4 separate regions of the Homo sapiens genome follow, and regions 2, 3 and 4 are each linked to region 1. Evidence: chromatin contacts called from ENCODE Hi-C or POLR2A ChIA-PET data. All regions are on one chromosome and are shown on one strand. The core of a region is the stretch at or near the end of the contact, and the rest is flanking DNA. Distances in the headings are between cores, read along the strand shown.

What was found. Hi-C counts contacts between places; a loop is a spot of excess contacts on that map. ChIA-PET counts read pairs that join two places held with the same protein, here RNA polymerase II (POLR2A). Pooled maps may share reads with other maps.
Region 2: a loop to region 1 is called in a map of CD4-positive, alpha-beta memory T cell, with 12 times the contacts of the local background. The contact joins the promoter of DUSP6 here to the promoter of FGD6 in region 1. A Hi-C loop is called at or near these places in 1 of 168 maps with a recorded cell type or tissue (CD4-positive, alpha-beta memory T cell) and 5 of 50 pooled maps. POLR2A ChIA-PET finds 5 or more read pairs at or near these places in 1 of 52 experiments (activated naive CD8-positive, alpha-beta T cell).
Region 3: a map of B cell shows a loop between it and region 1 (19-fold over the local background). The contact joins the promoter of SCYL2 here to the promoter of FGD6 in region 1. A Hi-C loop is called at or near these places in 2 of 168 maps with a recorded cell type or tissue (B cell and naive thymus-derived CD4-positive, alpha-beta T cell) and 9 of 50 pooled maps.
Region 4: a loop to region 1 is called in a pooled map, with 8 times the contacts of the local background. The contact joins the promoter of ARL1 here to the promoter of FGD6 in region 1. A Hi-C loop is called at or near these places in 3 of 50 pooled maps.

What each region holds. Positions count from the first base shown.
Region 1 is chr12:95,216,137-95,218,836 of GRCh38, forward strand. FGD6 (FYVE, RhoGEF and PH domain containing 6) reads right to left here and starts at 1,331. Exons shown (of 21, transcript NM_018351.4): 1 at 1,089-1,331. The coding sequence starts at 1,104. VEZT (vezatin, adherens junctions transmembrane protein) reads left to right here and starts at 1,671. Exons shown (of 12, transcript NM_017599.4): 1 at 1,671-1,750. The coding sequence starts at 1,715. RefSeq lists enhancers at 995-1,589, 1,590-2,185, 1,650-1,889, 2,490-2,539 and a silencer at 1,190-1,419.
Region 2 is chr12:89,351,131-89,353,830 of GRCh38, forward strand. DUSP6 (dual specificity phosphatase 6) reads right to left here and starts at 1,371. Exons shown (of 3, transcript NM_001946.4): 1 at 510-1,371. The coding sequence starts at 909. All of the region lies in intron 9 of POC1B-DUSP6 (POC1B-DUSP6 readthrough), which reads right to left. RefSeq lists an enhancer at 1-497 and a silencer at 2,317-2,626.
Region 3 is chr12:100,265,727-100,268,426 of GRCh38, forward strand. SCYL2 (SCY1 like pseudokinase 2) reads left to right here and starts at 1,451. Exons shown (of 18, transcript NM_017988.6): 1 at 1,451-2,066. DEPDC4 (DEP domain containing 4) reads right to left here and starts at 1,353. Exons shown (of 10, transcript NM_001364818.2): 1 at 1,194-1,353. The coding sequence starts at 1,350. RefSeq lists enhancers at 1,196-1,275, 1,946-2,015, 2,026-2,085 and silencers at 1,646-1,695, 1,796-1,875.
Region 4 is chr12:101,406,345-101,409,044 of GRCh38, forward strand. ARL1 (ARF like GTPase 1) reads right to left here and starts at 1,428. Exons shown (of 6, transcript NM_001177.6): 1 at 1,298-1,428. The coding sequence starts at 1,301. RefSeq lists enhancers at 911-960, 1,041-1,090.

The DNA.
Region 1 (2,700 bases), core at 81-2,580:
AATCTGATCACAGGGAGCAATGCAACACTACAATATATCTAGGCTTTAGAAATAATACAAATCAGAACATTTGAGTGCTGTTGGACAGTTTCAAGTTGCAAGAATTTTAAACAAATGCCAAGAAAAGCAATGAAAATTTAATCTGATACTTAAGTGCTGATTCTGGAAGTAACCTTGAGAAGAAGCTTTAAACTATTTCACTATAAAATTTCTAATGAAAGTTTCAACGTGGACAAAAACGTAAAATAACCCATAACACTCTACTTAATACATAAGTTCTGGTTTAAAAATTAACCTATGTACTTACGAAGTGAACGTAACACCACTTTGGTAATTATTTTGTAAAACAGAAATTGTTCCTTAAGAATGTTCAGAAACACAACGTCTAGAATTGCTGAAAATCCACACAAAGATAGAGGCTTTGTCATTTGGATGAAGGGGAAAGAACTATGGGAGGCAGACAGAAAATAAAGCTTTGTTTACCCTAATCAGGTAGAAACAAACAAAATAATTGTAATTGGGTGCAGACAAGCAAAAAAAAAAAAAAAAAAAAAACCTCAACAATCTCAACTCCTCTGCTTCTCAGGTAACAGAGGTAAAACCACCAGGACATGACAATGTCTACGCCTCTTTAAAATGGGTAAAAGGTTTACCAGCAGATACAAGGTTGAAAGCGACTCACTTAGTGGCCAAATTGAACACGCTGAGAACACTGCCTTTACCTATAATAACTGATCTATTAACTTGGGAATCTACACTATTTTCACATGCAAAGGCGAAGTCCTCGCACTGCTGGAGAGATGAGCGAACGCCCTTCACACATCGCATTTCACCTGGTGCAGAGCCCCCAGCACAGTCCCCCTTGGAAGGGAGATCCCGAGAAATCCCGGGTTTCCAAACAGCCCCTCTGGGCAGGAAAAGACGAGAAAGCCGGCAGCGAATCCCATTAGCTCCGCGCTTGCCGAGGTGCTCGGCAAAGGTACGGGGCACACAACTCGCCCACCCCGGCGAAGAAAGTTGCTCGCGAGCCCAAGCCTAGCAGCGCTCGCCACAAACTTTCCCGCGGCAGCGCGAGCGCCGTCACTTACCGGCTGCAGAAGTCATGATTCCCCGGTGCAGCTCGCTTCCCCGCTCGGCCCCTCAATCCATCTTCCCCTTTCAGTCCATTGTTCCCACAGTTCGGGTAGGAGAGAAAAGCCCCCGCAGCGCCCACATTCCGTCCCGCCGCCCCGCGGCGCAGCCTGAGCGCCACACAAAGGACGCGGCCGACTCTAGCGACCCTGCGGCGCTCCCGGGCGCGAGCCGCCGGGGTCGGGCGGGCGAGCACTAGCACCGCCCCGCAGAGCGGCAGGCTGACAGCCAGGCGCGGGCACGAGCAGTGCTCTCTTCGGCTCCGCTGGCGCGTGCCCTTCTCGGGCTCCAAAAATCAGCAGTGCTCCGGGCGCCCCCTGCTAGTCGCGGCCGTAAAAGGCAGACAAAAGCCCTAGCCTCCTCCAATCGGAGGGCTCGAGCTTCAGCTCGCTCCCGCCTCTCTCGCTTACACGCTCACTCTCTTCTCCAATAAGCGGGCTCGAAAAGGGGGCGTGAGCGGCGAGGCATATTGGGAATTGTAGTTTTCTGGACCCACGGGACGGGCAGGAGCTGGAGCTCCGTGCCGCCTGTACTCCCGCCTTCATTTCCCATCGTGCTGAGGCGGGTGGCATGGCGGAGAAGGATGACACCGGAGTTTGACGAAGAGGTGGTTTTTGAGGTAAGAGGAAAATGGCGGTGGGTGTGGATTGCCTTTGTTTGAGAAGGACGAGACGGAAATCGAGGAAGCAAGGCGTTCCCGGGGCGAGGGATCGGGTGACGCGCTCCAGCTGGCCTCGACCACCGAACCCCAGCGATTTCAGGGCCTAGAGTCCGTCGTCGCCTGACAGGTGTAGCCAGAGGCGCCCTGGCCGTGGCCGGCCTCTATCTCGGGCCCGCCCAGAATTCCCAGACGGTGCCCGGTTGCCAGGCTCTGGGCTGGAGCGGTGTCTCTTCCTTCCTGGGAATGGATGTGCGGCGGGGGGGACTGCGCCCGGCTGGGGCGGGGCCGAATCGTGCCTTTTAGATAGTCACAACTTAGCCTCCTCCTTTTCCATCCGCGATTTTTTTGGGTCAGTATCCAGAGTGCTTCAGGTCACTGTTCACCGTCAAGGCGTGGCCCTCGGAATGAAGGCAGCAGGTGCCCGTTTTCTAACACGGTTTAAAGTCTATTTGTGGGACCTACTGTGGGTAGTTAGGGCCAGGGCATCTCAGCATCTAGATTCGATTCTTTTGTCCTTTGCTGTTGCGCTAGGTGTAGCCAGTTCTTCTGACTCGGGGCTCTAGATGTGAGTGCTTTTGTGTGGGACTATTTTAAGACGTTCTCTGCCATCTTGAATGAAAAAAATCGGGCGAGTGTTTTTGATGCCATTTTTTTCCATCAGACACAGGTCAAAACTCGCACCCCTGTACGTATGTGTATTGCATGTATACGCTTTACTTTCATTTATCCAACTAGATTTTAAGAAAATTTAAAAATGAAGTGGCCCATGCCATACAGCGAGAGAGCGAGGCACAGACAGGACAGAATGCTAAATGTTGAAATATGTACAAACTGTCATTGAAGGATTAATTTCTGTTCTTGCGGCCTCCCAGAGGCTACACCCAGTACGCGATATCCGAGGTGAATCT
Region 2 (2,700 bases), core at 121-2,620, 5.9 Mb before region 1:
ACCCCCTACATACAGAACCATCTATAAGAGAAACACACTTTAAATGTGCACCATCGGGAATGGAACGAACGGGCCCGCCTCGCCAGGGAACCCTTATTCGCTTGAATCCGGAAATAGACAAAATGGCAACTTTTTGGAATATTTTGAGAGCTAAGATGTGCCAATTTGCATCCCCAACAATCTCTCCCGTCCTGCAAATCTTAATTCAAAATCGAACGATAGAAAACAGGGTGATGGTGGAGGATGTTCTGGCTAAGAAGGCGCAGAACCCGTTAGAAAGAAACCGCCGGTACCCGCAGCCGGAAGCGAGTGGATTCTGAGCCGGCCCGGTTCTCTGGTGCGGAACGCGCGGTTCGCGGCCCCTACCTCGCCGGCTGCCGGTCCCTAGGCGGGCAGCGCGGCTCCGAAGCTCCAGCTGAGCGGAGCAGAGGTATTTTCAATCCACGCGCCCCGCCCGCAGCCCTGCGCCCCTAGCCCTGCCCCGCGCGCGGAGTTCCCTGGGCGCGTACCTTCCAGGTAGAACGCCCGGCAGCCCTCGTCCTTGAGCTTCTTGAGCAGCAGCCCGAGCACCGACTCGCCGCCCGTATTCTCGTTCCAGTCGCTGCTGCTCTCGTCGTAGAGCACCACTGTGTCGGTGCCACAGCGCCGGGTGAAGCGGTCCCGGTCCTCGCCGCGCGTGAAGAGCGCGCGCACCGGCAGGTTACCCTTCTGCAGGCGCCGCAGCATGATGCCCGGGATGGCCACGTTGATGGCCGACTCGATGTGCGACGACTCGTATAGCTCCTGCGGCCGGCAGTCCATCAGCAGCAGCCGCTCGTTGCCCAGCTCCAGCTGCTCGTTGAGCCACGCCACCGTCTTGCTGATCGCCATTTCCGACGCGAAGGGCACGGGTCTGAGCGTATCTATCATGGGGGTCGAGCTGCGGGAGAGGGCGGGGTGCCTACCAGACGCCCCTCGGGGCAGGCATAGGCCGAGCGCACCGCGCGCGAAGCTGCCGCTCTCGGAGCGGGGTTTAATTCCGCCTCGCCTTACCCAAGCCGAGGCTAGCGGTTGGGGCAGACGAGACAGAAGTAAAGCCGGAGGTTCTCTCTGCACCCAGCTGCAGCCGCTGGCTCTTAGTGTCAATGAATCTCTCTCAATGAAGCTGCCCAGATAGTTTTTGTTCCTCCCCAGTGAATGAAATCCAATTAATTCGGACTCCGTGCTACTGAGAGGGGAGGAAAAAAAGTCTAGCGGCTTCTAATCCCTCCCTCCAAGGCTGCACCTCAAATCTACCCGGGCGTCTTTCTCCCCGGATTATTTAAGACTCGATTTGCTATCTCTTGGACTCAGCCTCGCACACCCCCTGCGCGAGGCAGCTCCTCAATGGATACAAACAGCGAGCGTCTCAATGGATACATTCTCCGGGCCAGCCAATGAGCGTGCTGCGGAAGGGGCTGTTGCCGTGGGGACGGGCCGGCTGGAACAGGTTGTGTTGATGAATTGTTAATGAGTTTGTCATTCACAAAAACGGAAAGGAATTTCCGCTCCGGATAAGCCCCAGTGCAAACAAGCTGCAACAGCGGGCTCGGCGGGAGGAAGGAGAAAGAAGGGGAGGCGGCAGCGGAGGAGGAGCAGGGCACATAAACCAGGGCACTTCAGTTGTCTCATGTTTCCTTCTGTTGAGAGTTCACACTTCGCGTCGGAACTTTTGCGCACCAATGGCGCAATTAGCATGCACAAAAGCCCTTGTTCGCGACGCTTGCGTTCGCGAGCTAGCTTTAGGAAAACTTGTGCTGACTTTTCGTTCTTTGTATTCCCTTCAAACTCATTTGGACCCAAGTTCGCCTTAACCCTCCCCTCCCCCAACCCCCCTTCTTTAGGCGGTGTGTGGCATTTGTTTGCCACTTTTAAAGGCCCAGCTCTGTTTGCTCTGATGTTCTTTTAGCCGAGGCTGTGTTGGGGCTGGTGAACTGACTGGGCTTTAGTGACCGATGAGGTGTTAAATGCTAATCCAACATATTTCGAAACAAACCAGGATTTTGTTGAAACATTTTAAAGCAAACAAACAAACGTCTGGTTGTGCAGAAAATCAGAAGAAAACCTTTTTTCTTAAAATAACATTTTATTTTCATTAAAACAATGTAGAGTGCAGAAACAAACTCTTAGGTCAGTCCAGTGCTTTTACTGTATTCCGCTCCGGCGGCGTGGGGAGTTACAAGCCATTGTTCGGGGGAATCTATATCTCTCCCCCCGCCCCACCACCACCATCGCCTGCTGGGAGGTCGCGCTGGTTAATGATTTCTGGGCAAGGAGCTCGGCTTCTGACGGGGGAGCCGGTCTGGCGGGGCTGCCTGAGCGAGGTGTGCTGGGACGCGCCGGGCCGGGCCAGCAGTCCCCGCCATGGGCGAGGCGTGAGGAAGTCCTCCCGCAAGACCTGCAGGCTGCGGGGGCTCGGCAGGGGGGCTCGACGATTGGTTACAGTTGGCAGGGAGGCATGTCAGAGGGGGCCTCCCCAGCCCTCTCCTGCCGCCGCCTCCTCCCTTTGTCCAGCGCCGGGCACTCCGGGGAGCACCAGCCGCGCCTGCGCGCTGCGCTCCCTGCCACCGCCCCGCCGTCCCCGTCTCCCCGCTTGGGCACGGGGCTGTGCGCGACGCAGTGGACGGGTGCGGGGCTCAGCGAGGGACTCCCGGGTCCATAGAGATCTGGGGAGGGTGGGGG
Region 3 (2,700 bases), core at 201-2,700, 5.0 Mb after region 1:
CAAAACAAAAATTTTTTAAAAATGAGCTGAGCAGAACAACTTGTATATTATTATCCTACTTAGGTAAAAATGAATTCCCAACCTATGTAAAAATGTATGTAAATAAATAGAAAGATCTGGAAGAATAAACTTCAAACGAGTAACCTTGGGGAAGAAGGATTGTAATGGTGGCTGATGAAAGAGGATGTACCCTTTTAAAGTGTACAATTCAGTGTTTCTAGTACATTCACAAAGTTGTGCAGCCATCACTATTATCTAATTTCAGACCATTGCATCATTCCACAAAGAAACCTATAGTTCGCAGTCATTCTTCATTCTTCCGTACCCCAGTAAAATTTTAATTAAAATTAAATTTAATTAAAATTAATTAAAAAAATTAAAGAATGATAAGGGAATAACTTAGAACTTCTAGAATGTTTTTTCTAGATTTGCAGGGGGAAGTGGGTAGAATCCAAGAACTTAAGCTCTCTTCTCCAACTATGCATAACCGCAAAAGTATGCCCAACTATACATATGTTTACGATAAAATGACAGAAATAAAAATCCACCACCCTCAAATTCCTTCTGTAACAGAAGTTACCCGTCTAATCACTCAAGAAATCTTATCCCCAGACATTGTGGGCAGAGCGGAGACTGAGGAGGGGAGGCCAGAAAGTGATGGGCGGAGGTGGGCAGGAGGGTACTCGACGGGGTAGGTGGAAAATACAGCGGTACAGCCTGTTTTCCATAGACAGTCTACCTCTCTAACCTTCATTAAACAAGTAGGCTAGATTAAAGAAATAACTCCTCTAGCTCAAGGAATTTGCCCTCTAGTACATTAACCCCTTGTTGCTGTAAGTGTAGCCTAGGGACCAGCAGCATTGGTGCCATCTGGACATGTATTAGAAACGCAGATTATCAGACCCTACTCCTCAATCAGAATTTGCACTTTCACAAGATCCTAGGGATTCGTATGTATATTAAAGTTTGAGAAAAAACGCTTTCCTGCACGCTCCAAGGGCACTTCACCACAGTAACCCCTAAAAAGCCTCAGTCCTGGGTCCCCCAGTCCAGTGCCTGGTAGGGCAGGAAGGGGGCGGGGCTAGGAAATGGGCGGGGCCCTGGACCAATGAGGAGCAGAGTCCCAGCCGCCTGCTCCCTTCAGCTGCCCCCTCCACCTTCACTGCACATTTGGCTAGGATATACAGGGCTACCTGTCCTCCTTTTCCGGCAGAAGCCATCTCTACGGTTCCTGGAACTTGGCCCGTTCAGCCCTGGGCCCGGAAGCTCGTTCTGACTGACAAGTCTACGGAACCTCGGAGTCAAAAGAACCGCCATAAGCTCGCGCGCTGGCTCCTCCCCTGGCACCATAGCCCCGCCCCACCTGACACCCGGGGCGGAGAGAAGTACTGGCTCCGCCTCTTCCGAACCGGCAGGAAGTGACGTCATGCCCCCGGCCGGCAGGTCTTTTAGTCTTTTTCCCCCTCCCTTACTCTTCGTCCCCGGTCCCTCCCCTCCCCACCCCTTTCCTTCTAGCTCCGACGTTTGCGGCCGCGGGGGCGGCGGAGGATATGGAGTAAAGCCAGAGTCAGTGGCCAGGCACGAAGGCAGAGCAGGAACAGCCAGGAGGCGTTTATTAGGGGGGCGGGGGGAAAGAGCCCCAGCACCGCCCCTCCTGGAAGAAGGAAGAGGTAAGTGACCGGCCGCCGGCACCGACCGACCTCCCTCACCGGCGGCTCTCTCGCCTGGGCTCCCGGAGCCGGCGAGGAGGGAATGGAGGACTCGCGCCCGGGTTAGGCCTCCCAGGGCCGCTCAGGCTGGTGGGTGTTGCCTGGTGACGGGCCTGCCGGCGGCCGGCCGGGCGATCGGCGGTCGGCGCCCGCGCAAAGCGGGGCTGGACGAGCAGCGAGCTCCGGGGAGCGGATCCGAGAGGGCCGAGTCCTCGAAAGAGGCCTTGAGGCGACGGGAGACCCGGGATCGAAGTCAGCTGCCGGAGGGAGAGCCCCCCATGCCGGCTCGAGAGCTCGGGTTTCGGTGGTGGAGAACGTAGTACCTTTCGGGGACATTGGACACTACTCTAGGACCGGGTGAGAGAGTTCACCTCAGTTCTGAGGTCCGGAATCCGGTAGCCTGGGTCACCAGCCAGGGCCCTGCCGCCCGCCGTCCTTCTCTGACAGTAGCTTTAGTTCTGGAATGGAAGGTTATTGTGTGTGAGGTGGGTGGGGCAGGGGTTTTGTTAAGAGAAAAAACCCCACGGTTACTCCTGCAGTCTTGTTTTTCTAAACGGGAGAATACGGATGGAGGAGGGTTTAGACCGATAAAGCTTGCAAAAACTTATTGGACTTTGAGCACATACCTGTGATCCGTAATTAAGGAGGCCATATTATCAAATCCACCCTCTAAGGCACTCGAGGAGGCTCCAGACAAGCTGCTTAAAAGCGCTATGCCTGTAGTGACTTCATTGGAAGGTGTCAACTATTTTTTAGTACGTCAAACTCAGGAATTATTTGTGATGACACTTTCTAAAAACATTGGATACTATGAGTGAGTTTTCTAAGTAGCCTATCTCCGTTCTGAAAAATAAATAGTTTAGCAAAAATGCTCCAAATCAGCCTGCCACTGTAAAACCCCATTATGTTCTGGTGATGGCTTGAAAGTCAGGTGCTTGAAGATTCCTTTTGGACTTTGCAGGTTTGTTGTTGTTTGGTTTGCTGTCTTATT
Region 4 (2,700 bases), core at 178-2,677, 6.2 Mb after region 1:
GGACAATGTAATCCTCGCACAGGAAAAGTACTGTACAGCAGCAGTACCACTATAACCAACTTCAATCAGAGTTCTCCACGAAGCAATATAGCTAGTACAAGAAATTGAGAAAAAAGCTGAAAACAATAACTATTTTTGACAAAAAACCCACTTTTAAAAATAATAAAGCTCTATCCAATGCATCACAAAATATTCCCAGAAAGCTTCCTGTACACCAAGTATTGTGTAGGATAAAAAGCACAGTCCTTTTCCCATCCAGAGCCATTAGAGAAGATTAAAAACAAGTTACATTAATACAAAAAAAAATAGTTAACATCAGAAGTGATGCCACACTGTTATTTGGCAAAGACATGGCATAACTAAGAGCTGCGAGTTGAAAAATGAACAACACCATGGGCTAGAGAACCTTGGGAAAGTTCAACAGAATAGGTGTGACTTGACAAAGTCCTTTCTACCATTTACAGGTAGAAGAGAGGCGGAACAAAACTGAAGGCGGTTATGGAAGACAGGACAGCGCCTGTGATGCTTGGGAGCAAGAAGTATGCTCCCCAGAAAACTGTGGAGGGATTTAACCAAGCCAAAGAATCTGCACCTTCATTTGGAGGGTGAGAAACGAGTTAAAGAATGTGCACCCTCACTTGGGTTCTAGCGGGGCGAGGGTGTTACCTGATGCTTGTGAGAATGCAGTTCCCTCAATCAGCGGGCCAAGAACCAAGAATAAAGTTTCATTTGCCGACTAGAAATACCCGTATTATTACATGAAACGCTACAGCAGATTAGCAGACAAATGCCAAACTGGCCATAAAACAACATAAGCAACACCTGCTCTCAGGTTTTTCAAACTGACGCCGTCCCAGCGCCCCTGGTAAAGAGAATGATTAAGCTTCCACTCTGGGGCCGCAGCTCATCTTTCACCAAGAAACCTCGGCGAACCTGCGACTGACGCGTTGCCAGCCTCCGCAAGAACAACTCTGCCCAGCAAGTGGAGCTGGGGATGAGGGAAAACTTCATGATAAGGGTAAAGAACTCGAACCCAGGCTCTGCGGACGTCCCCAAGCTGTCCGGGTCCCTGGACCCCGCAGGAATCAAGGGGAACCGAGAGAGGACGGAGGAGAACGCGAGAGGCCGGATCCACCCCTACAGATGAAGATCCAAAGTGAGTCAAGTCCTCCGCGACCCGCCCCCTGAGGAGCTGGCTACTCTAGGGTATCCTGGCCGGCCCCTCTCCTCCTCTGCACCCCAGCCCTCGGCCGCGGCTCCCTCGAGCGCGCCCAGGTGCCCTTCTCGAACCCCTCACCCATGATGAACCCCCTGTCCTCCCTCGCCGATCTTCAGTGATTCCTTGGCCTTCGGCTGCAGCTCCGAGGCGGTTTCCTCGCAAGCCCAGTCAGCCAGCAACTTCCACGTCGGACTCCAGGCGGGGGCGGGAGCGAGGGTCAGCTGCGACTGCGCGCCGGGAACGGTGGCCTGAGCATCCGCGTCGTCGCTTTCGACTCACGGTCCCCGCTCACTGGATGTAGATACCGTGGAGGCCAGAAGAGACGAATAATTCAAAAACCTGAAGTCTCTCCTGCTTGTGTTTTTCTGGACAGAAAGAGCTTCTGAAATAGAGAAATTGGAATTTTTGTTTTAAATTCTGACACCAAAAAGTGGCGAATCTGACAACTGAAAATGCGAGTCGGGCCTCGATGAGTCGTCCCGGTCGAACGCTGGCGCAGGCTGCGGCGTTGCAGAGGACGCGTGTCCCGGAGCGCCCTGCGGGGCCAGCCCAACTCTCCCTAGGTGCTTTCTCCCAGAAAGAAACAAGACTACGTAATAATAATAGGAATGGTACCGCGCTGCCAATGCGGAGCAGCCTTGCACCTGAGGCCAGTAACCAGAGGTTTTTGTCTTCGCTGTGGCCTGCAGGACGAGGACCTCGCCGGCTTTTTTTCTCGCTGACCGAGCAGCTGAGACCGCCTTTCAGGGGTCGGCAGTGTGGACTGGCTGGTCCCGATCGTGGGGACCAGGGACTTATTCCCTCGAGGGTCGACTGTTGGAAGTAATGTAGGTTTTGATAGTGAAGTGTGTGGAGAGGAAGAAGGAAGCACACCTATAGGATGTGGAGAAGGGATTTCCCCTAGAGAAATTTTTAAAGGTTGAGCATGTATGTTTTGAAACTTCCCAAAGATCCATTGAAAAGTGAACCTTCCGGCCGGGCGCGGTGGCTCACGCCTGTAATCCCAGCACTTTGGGAGGCCGAGGCGGGCGGATCACGAGGTCAGGAGATCGAGACCATCGTGGCTAACACGGTGAAACCCCGTCTCTACTAAAAATACAGAAAATTCACCAGGCGTGGTGGCGGGCGCCTGTAGTCCCAGCTACTCAGGAGGCTGAGGCAGGAGAATCACTTGAACTCAGGAGGCAGAAGTTGCAGTGAGTCGAGATCGTGCCACTGCACTCCAGCCTGGGCGACAGAGCGACACTCCGTCTCAAAAAAAAAAAGAGAAAAGTAAACCTTCCATCCCTAATACCCTGTATCTCGGTGATCCCCAGTAGTCACTACTGTTAATACTCTCTTAGGTTTTCTTCCAAATCTTATTAATACCTTTGCATATTATGTTTTTATTTATGGTAGAGATTTTCATCCATTCAACAGAAGCTTATGGACTGCCTTTTTAGTTTATTTTAAAAGAATTTTTCTAGCTTTAAATAAAAATT